Linked DNA regions of Homo sapiens: region 1 is linked to region 2. The links are chromatin loops, found by intact Hi-C in ENCODE. Cell type or tissue: heart left ventricle. All regions are shown on one strand. Each heading gives the region's core, and the rest is flanking DNA. Links, peaks and the distances in the headings are about the cores only.

Evidence for each region. Hi-C counts contacts between places; a loop is a spot of excess contacts. Peaks named below come from ENCODE experiments on the same cell type or tissue, not always from the same donor. Only the 100,000 strongest peaks of a DNase experiment are listed, where the experiment ranks them.
Region 1: a loop joins it to region 2, with 4 times the contacts of the local background. A loop is called at or near these places in 2 of 110 quality-filtered maps.

Annotation. Positions count from the first base shown.
Region 1 is chr18:8,621,642-8,626,036 of GRCh38, forward strand. RAB12 (RAB12, member RAS oncogene family) reads left to right here. Exons shown (of 6, transcript NM_001025300.3): 2 at 3,297-3,357. Among named protein-coding and RNA genes, the nearest start is that of RAB12-AS1, 13 kb to the right of the region's middle. RefSeq lists enhancers at 276-929, 930-1,582, 1,583-2,235, 2,236-2,888. In heart left ventricle, for the core only: no CTCF peak of the experiment used is centred there; a DNase peak (open chromatin) is centred at 2,300; H3K4me3 peaks cover 886 bases; H3K27ac peaks cover 2,495 bases.
Region 2 is chr18:8,560,409-8,564,803 of GRCh38, forward strand. No RefSeq gene overlaps it. Among named protein-coding and RNA genes, the nearest start is that of RAB12, 47 kb to the right of the region's middle. In heart left ventricle, for the core only: no CTCF peak of the experiment used is centred there; DNase peaks (open chromatin) are centred at 1,303 and 2,723; H3K27ac peaks cover 2,893 bases.

The sequences.
Region 1 (4,395 bases), core at 329-4,328, 61 kb after region 2:
GGGGGTACATGTGCAGGTTTGTTACATGGGTGAATTGCGTGTCATGGGGGTTTGGTGTACAGATGGTTTTGTCACCCAGGCAGTGAGCATAGGACCTGATAGGTAGTTTTTCAGTCCTCTCCTTCCTCCTACCCATCACCCTCAGGTAGGCCCCAGTGTCTGTTCCCTTCTTTTTGTCTGAGTACTCAATGCTAAAACAGGTTCTTAGCCCTATTTACTGTCGGGTAATCTTTGCTTTGTTTTCCTATTAGAACTAATAATGTGTTTATAATTACATAGTGATAATGTTACCACTTATTTCCTGATTTTGAATATTAATGTCCTAGCCTTTTATTTTTATTCATTAAATGTTGTGATTACAAAATAGTCCTAGTGTAGGACTGCTGGAGTTCGGTAAGTTGTTCAAGTTGGTTGGGAAAGGCAGTCTGACATATTCAGACTCCATTGTTAGCAGAGAAAACTGTAGTCAAAACAAAGATTATCTGCTCTAGCTGTTTCAGGGACTCTTAGTCAATTTGAAGCAGAGCTCAAAAGAAATATCATCTGCCAGTTATTTTCAATAAAGTCGCAGCCACTGCCACAAGGTTTACAAAAGTTACAGCTCCTTTAATTACATTTTAAAAACTAACTTACTTGAAGAAATTGGAAACAAAAGTAAAATAGAATATTGGGGAACCTGCCCCGTTAGTCACGTAGGTTCTTTTCTATTTTCCCTAAGCGTCGGCCGGTTTGAGAAATAAAGGGACAGAGTACAAAAGAGAGAAATTTTAAAGCTGGGCATCCAGGGGAGACGTCACATGTCGGTAGGTTCCGTGATGCCCCACAAGCCACAAAACCAGCAAGTTTTTATTAGGGATTTTCAAAAGGGGAGGGAGTGTGTGAACAGGTGTGGGTCACAGACATCAAATACTTCACAAGGTAATAGACTATCACAAGGCAAGTGGAGGCAGGGCAAGATCACAGGACCAGGGCGAAATTAAAATTGCTAATGAAGTTTCAGGCACCATTGTCATTGATAACATCTTATCAGGAGACAGGGTTTTGAGAGCAACCGGTCTGACCCAAATTTATTAGGTGGGAATTTCCTCTTCCTAATAAGCCTGGGAGCACTACGGGAGACTGGGGTCTATTCCACCCCTACAGCCTTGACCATAGAAGACGGCCACGCCCAGGGCCCCCCGCCACCCCGTAGACCTACCCCCAGGCGAGTATTCTCTTTCCCAGGGATGTTCCTTGCTGAGAAAAAGAATTCAGCGATATTTCTCCCATTTGCTTTTGAAAGAGGAGAAATATGGCTCTGTTCCGCCCGGCTCACCAGCTGTCAGAGTTTAAGGTGATCTCTCTTGTTCCCTGAACATTGCTGTTATCCTGTTCTTTTTCAAGGTGCCCAGATTTCATGTTGTTTAAACACACATGCTCTACAATTTGTGCAGTTAACACAATTATCACATGGTCCTGAGGCAACATACATCCTCCTCGGCTTACAAGATGACAGGATTAAGAGATTAAAGTAAAGACAGGCATAGGAAATCACAAGGGTATTGATTGGGGAAGTGATAAGTGTCGATGGAATCTTCACAATTTATGTTTAGAGATTGCAGTAAAGACAGGCATAAGAAATTATAAAAGTATTAATTTGGGGAACTAATAAATGTCCATGAAATCTTCACAATCCACGTTCTTCTGCCATGGCTTCAGCTGGTCCCTCCGTTTGGGGTCCCTGACTTCCCGCAACAATAGAATAGTAGTCATCACAGATTATGCATTTGATTAGTAAATTCCATCACAGAGTAGCATGGCAGCAGTGAAATCCTAACTCTACATTAATATGAAGACAGTGTTTTGTCATTAAACTGTGCTGCTTTAAACCAGATAGCAAATATCTGCGCTATTTTGTGCGTCTTGTGTAGTGTCACTTGAAATTGCAGTTTCCTTGCAGCTGAGTGTTAAGCCACTGTCTTCAAGTTCTCCATCATGCAGAACCTGCTTCCTGGGTCAAGGCAGTGTCTGAGCTTCCTTTGACTTTGGAAAGCAAATCATTTCCAGAACTGAAAGTGAAATTGAATTAAGTAGCTTTCCTTCAGGGACATCTGAAATTATGTGTTATGTGAGAGGTTAAGAATTGACATGGAGTAGTGCTCTCTAGCTTTGTTTTCTTGTGACATTTTATATTCATGCAACTTCTCTCCTAGGGCAGGAGGGCTGCCTCCCTGGCCACACCCTGCCCCAGGGCTGTAAACATGCCTTTTGTGTGGCATTGGTGTCCACAGTGTTACTAATTATAAAAATCGGTCACATGTCTTCCACTTCCCCTCAAGAGCCTCATCTGACTGCAGCACCTCATTGGTGCCCAGAGACGGGCAGTCAGGGGCATGGCCAGGGCCTTGCCCTCTGCAGCCACCATACCACTCACAAACATGGGCACCTGCTGGCCCGGGGAGCTGGGATCGTCTACACCCTGGGTCCCAAGGAAGCTGTCAGGAAGTCGTTCCTGTAGGGAAGGTGCCTCTAATTCTAAATTCAGCCAGCATCCCTTTTGTTTCCCTTAGTTATGAAAATTGTGTAATAAAATATTGTTGTGAAATATTTACATTTTGTATAACTGGAAGGCATATAAGGTAGCATACACAAATGAAAACTTGGTTTTAAAAATATATCTGAAGCTTTACAGGCTAAATTGAAAAGGAAATATACATGATGGTTTGCTTAGTAATATTAAAATGAATAAAAATTAAAGTTGGGTATGTTAATTTGTGTAAGAGTAAATTTTAAAATCTTCTCACTGTTGATCATATAATGTTATGTTTATATTTACCTAAAATTTTCATGAGTACTGAAATTTTTAGTACAATAATTTCTAAATTCAGACTAAGGCTATTTGACTAAAGTTGATTAAGTTTGATTAAGTTTCCAGTGTTCCATATAAGAATTTTCCCTGAGAAAACATCCTTTTAAAGCCACTTATTTGTTGATGTAGTTATTAAATGTAATTTTAAACTGGTTTCTATGCTGAACTGTGGTAGTTATAAGTTGTGTTATGAACAGCAAATACTAGACCGATCACTCAGGATAAGACATAACATGGGCTGACCTTCCCAGTGTGGACTGAAGCGTGAGAGATGGGAGGTTATAGACACTGGTGCAGATACTGCTTTTCCTTGGAATTAAGTGATGTCAGGTTTCGTGGGGTTTTCTTTTTTTCTGATAATGATAACAAAATACACAAATAGGATTATTTTGTATGACAAATTGCATCTTTGTTGTTTTTGCTTCACATTTATTTGTTTTATTTACAGGTGTTGACTTCAAAATCAAAACTGTAGAGCTAAGAGGAAAGAAAATTAGATTACAGATCTGGTAAGTGGGAGAGTGTGCACCCAGTAATGTGCTGTGTGTGTTTAACAGTCCATGTACTTGTCTAATAAAATGAACTGTTTGAGCTGATTTGCCTCTCCTACTTTCTCCTCTTTTGCTCATTTTAAAATTAAATGGACAGTGTTTCCATCAAGAGAGAGAATTTAGATAAGGCTGTTATGTTATATGCCACTTGCACATGGGGAGCAGTTGTGGACAGAAGAATGTTACTTTAATGGTAGCTAGTTTGGAACCTTTTTGCCTCTATTTTCAAATTATTTACGTGATATCAAAACTGTCTCCACTAAAATGATTGCTCAAATGTTTGTCTTCATGTCTTTATTTTGTATGATAGTATTCAAAGAAAGCCCAATATGTTCATAACCAGATTTGCACAATCTGAAGGCAGGTCCCCTGCAGACAGTTCCAGAGCTTCTTGGTGGCACAATGTGACTATTACTGCGGGTGGGCATACTCCTTCCGGCTGTACTGCTGATTCCACGGGATGTGAGCCCCCACTAATGCCTACTAGAAATGAATCCAGGCCCCTTTCTCAAATCACAATTGGAATGAGAGACTCAACCAGCTGTGTTATAACTGCACTCAGCACTAAGAGCTTTCTGTTAGCTATTAACCTGTTAACAGCCCGCAGGTGCTAGCGACCTGTCTGTGGAAGAAGGGATAAGATCTGGTCTGGTGGTCTGGCGGTGGCTTAAAAGTAGCCCCATTGAGGTGCTCTGAGAATGCCGTTTTGTTTTGAATGCTACAGCTGCGGTGTACTCAGCTTACTAACTCCTCTTGGCAGGTCACCCTCAGCTCTGATTGTTTGTCCACCATGTGTGTGTTTGCTTTCATCTGCGTTAATTGCTGCTTCATCTGTGGCATCATCGGTCACCTAATGCTTGAATGTTAGTGCCATGTCTTCATTCTTCATCCGTGTCCCTGTCTGGGCCGCAGCTGCAGCCAAGCCGCAGTGCCTGCCTTCTGGAGGTGTCTGAGGTAATATCTTCATTTGGTCACCCTTCACTGTATAACACACTT
Region 2 (4,395 bases), core at 302-4,301:
AAGTTTAAAAAACAACAGGTTTATGACTTGAATGGATTTTAAAAAACTCATCCAGATACCGTACATGAAGAAACACTTCCCAGAAAGCCTACTGAATACAAGTAAATGAATGGCAGAAGGGTCACACCAAGTGTGCAGAGTCTAAGGATTTCAGGGCTGATTGCAGAAAGACCAGGAGAGGCAGGTTACCAAAAATGGAAGTATAATTTAACCAAACTCAATTAGTATAATTTTTAACAAAAAAAAATTGTAGAAAGAGAAGATGAAGAGAGGGGAAGTGAAGCAGAGATGCTATTTGAGCACTAAATCCTGACTTCCATGACAGACGGTGAATACACTGTCACAGCCCATACACCCAGAAATTCTAAATAAAAAGCAATCCCTCTCCCTCTCCCTTCCTCTGCATCCGTCCCGCTCTCTTTCTCTTTTCCCTCCCTTCCTCCGTTTCTCCTTCTCTTTGAGTATTTGTCATTAGGTATTTGTTATACACACACACACACACACACACACACATATATATATATACATATATATATACATATATATATTTTTTTAAGATGGAGTGCTGCTCTGTCACCCAGGCTGGAGTGCAGTGGCGCAATCTCAGCTTACCGCAAGCTCCACCTCCTGGGTTCAAGTGATTCTCCTGCCTCAGCCTCCCGGGTAGCTGGGATTACAGTCGCCCACCACCACACCTGGCTAATTTTTGTATTTTAGTAGAGATGGGGTTTCACCATGTTGGCCAGGCTGGTCTTGAACTCCTGATCTCAAGTGATTCCCCAGCCTCAGCCTCCCAAAGAGCTGGGATTACAGGTGGGAGCCACTGCTCCTGGCTGGTATTTGTTACATTAATCAAGAATATAAAAATATATACTATAATATATATTTTAATATATGTTAATATATTATAATATATATTAATATATTTTAATATATATTTTAATATTGCTACCAAAAAATGTGTTACATTGATTAAAAATAATAAAATAAAGTGACTTAAAGCAGAATGGAAGCAAAGGGGGTGTGGGGGAAGGAGAGTTGCAGCCACCCAAGGGCAGAACTGGAGGAACAGACGAAGCTGCCAGAGACCTCCGGAGTGGAGGGAGATTTTGAGGACCTCTGAGCGCAAATCTCTCTCCCTTTTCCAGTGGTTCTGCTAGTTCGTTTTTCTACTTGTTTACTACTTGACATGGCCTGAAAATGTGCTGCCTAGAGACAGGGCTTCTGTCCCCTCTCATCTCTTCTAATCTGTTCAGCACACTGGCATGGCAGCCCCGTGACATTCAGGCACTGTGCCCAGGGCTGGAGAATGCCTGGGCTGCCATGGGATTTGCAGGATCTCTGCCTTTATTATATATCATTCCTCCTTAGTCCGTGGCACTGCACCAGCAAGTGGCCTGTGTCAGCCACGTGCCCTTAAATGTGTGTATTTCAGGAGCACAGTTGTCCTCGCACACAGCCACCCATGTATTGATGAAGCTCATGCTGTCTTCCCAGCACCACTCTACGAGGGCCTTGAGTTGACATTCAAAATCCTGTGAGCCTTCCTCATAGAAAGCATTAGACTGCCTCAAAACCCTGCACAAAGAGCAGGACAGCGATAGATCTCAATCAACCGATACAAACCACCTGATATTTTGCAGTAGAGTCACCCTTTTAGTTTCGTACCAGTGCTGAAAATATGAGAGACCTCATTCATGTATCCTGACCTATAACTAAGTTTTAAAAAATAAGCTAAAACCTTCAGGTCACATTGTCAGTAAGTTGCAAAATTGTCACTGGCACTGTGCAGATCAGTGCCACAGCGATGCCAGGAAAGGGCTGGGGACAGGAAGGCTGCAGCCGAGGGTGGAGGAGTATAGTTAATGCCTTAATGATGGCTTGGGCGGGAGGTCATAATTGGTTTGTAGTAATTGTTTTTACTTTCCCATAGCATGGCTTCCTTTGACCTAATTTCTCCTGGGCCCGAGCCCAGTGCCCTCTGCTAATTAAGCTGGCCGTATATGGGCCTTTGGACATCACTGTTCCAATGTATGCTTCAGTAGGCTGCTTCATGTTTTGATCTTCAAACTGCATACTCAATACAGGTAACAATCGATTTTTCTTTATTTCAGAATTAACATACATGTTGCCAAAAGGTTTTTTTTATTGTATTTTGAAAAGTTGTTTTGGATTGCCAAAAACACCTTCAGTACAAAAATTGTTGGAAGCTAGAGGCTTTTGTTCACAATTTATAAGATATTTTATTTCTAATACAGAAAAAAACCTTAAAAAAATTTAGATCTGCAGCTGGAGGCAGTGGCTCAGGCCTGTAATTCCAGCACTTCGGGAGGCTGAGGCAGGAGGATCACTTGAGGCCAGGAATTCAAGACCAGTCTGGGCTACATAGCAAGACCTCACCTCTTTTTTAAAAAATAAAAATTAAATCAAATTTTTTAAAAAGAGAAAAATTTAGATCTGCTTATGGCTTGAAGTTTTAGGGCAAGGGAAAGAAACTAGTTTTCCAAGCAAAGGGATTAGCATGTGCAAAGGCTCAGAGGCAAGGGTGGGAGGAAGAAAGACAAGCCCAGACTCTGAAGGGCCTGTAAACCGACATTTGCCTGTGAAGCCACAGTAGAAATTAGATAAGTCAATATACAAGCAGAGCAGGCCACGTTTCAAGCTCTGGGCAAGGCTGGGTGCAGGACTGATAAGCAGATGCAGTAACCCGGGGAAGCACTGGCAGCCCTGCACACTCACTTACCCTCCTCCATCAGGTGCTGGCACTCTTCCCTGCAGGATCAGAAGCCTGATGATCTGAATGCCAAATGTAGGTGCCCTCTCAAGGACAGGCTCAGTTAACCATGCTGCTTATTCACAAATGTGGGAATGGTCATGGGGACCTAATACCTGGAGCTGTTCTGAGCAGGCCAGCCTCTCCCCATGGGCACACTGGCAAGGGAAGTTCAGTGAGCTGCAATCCCAGCAGGAGATGAATGTAGGCAGCCTGTGGCCGAGACGCCCTCCCTGCCAGACAGCACTCAGGGCGGCACCTCAAAACCCTTCTCTCCTCACTAATTTTCTGAATTTCCTTCTGATTCTCATGGTCATGCTCTAGGGCTTCCCTGTGACACAATGGCCATGCCACCTGCAACCAGCCACTAAGCACCTGATGTGTGTTTAGTTTGCAATGAGATGTGTGTGAGTGTGAAATACACACTGATTTCAAAGACTTCATAGGAAAAATCAAATGTGAAGTAGCCCATAGTTTTGATACTGTTGTCATATGGAAATAATGCTATTGTGAATATACTGGGTTAAGGAAAATATCATTAAAATACATCTCACCTATTTCTTTTCACTTTTCTAAGTGGCTCCCAGAAAATTGGAAATCGCACCTGTGTCTTGCCTCTGGTTTCTGCCAGACAGAGTTGCTGTGGACACATGATTAAGTACAGTGGCACGAAAGTCAGGTGTCACTGGCCTGAGCACCCTTCTGCCTCTCTGAGATGCATGTATCTGTCCTGACCATTGTTGTGTTGTTTTCACATGAAACAGTCAGAGGGTGCCCAAAGTCAGGCTCCCCCAGAAGTAGATCCCAAGGAAGCTTCATGTGCAAGTGATGCACCAGGGACAGGTTTGTAGGGAGATGGGTCAGAGAGTAGGAAAGCACGACGGGGGAGGAAGGCCAGCCAAGGAGAGATCAGGCCCAGCCACAGAGCGGCAGCCTCCCCACCCGAGCCAGGCAAGGTGTATTTTCACATGCAGTCCCATCTGGTGGTCAGGCGCCAAGGGTCATACCGAGGGTGTGTGCAGATTTGCAGGATCTTGAGATGGGGAGATTTTCCTGGATAACTTGAGTGGGCCCAGTGTCATTACAGGGACCCTCACAGTTAGAAAAGGCAAGACAGTCAAAGTTAGAGACAGGAGATGTGATGCAAAAACAGAGGTTAGAGTGATGCGATTTCAAGATGAAGGGAGGGGCCACGAGCCAAGGAATGCAGGAGGCCCCTAGAAGCTGGGAAAATGCAAGGAGTAAATTCTCCCCTAGGGCATCCAGAAGGAACACAGTCCTGATGCCACCTTGATTTTATCCTTGTGAAACCCATTTTGGACTTGTGATCACCAGAGCTGTAAGATAATAAATCTGTGTTGTTTTAAGCCACTAAGTTAATGGTAGCTTGTTACAGCAGCAGTGGGAACACATGTAATGGTCAAATACATAGCAATAACTTATTGTTGCCATATTCTACATGATAAATAACAGTATCAACGTGTCCAGACTTGATGGCCACTCTACAGTTTAAAAGCTCCTGCAGCCTTCTGGTGCACAAATTAGAGTGGCCAGCTATGAAAATTATTTTAAAGCTTATGATGACTTAGGTGTAAAGTCTAGGTGGTCTTGATCCAGAACAA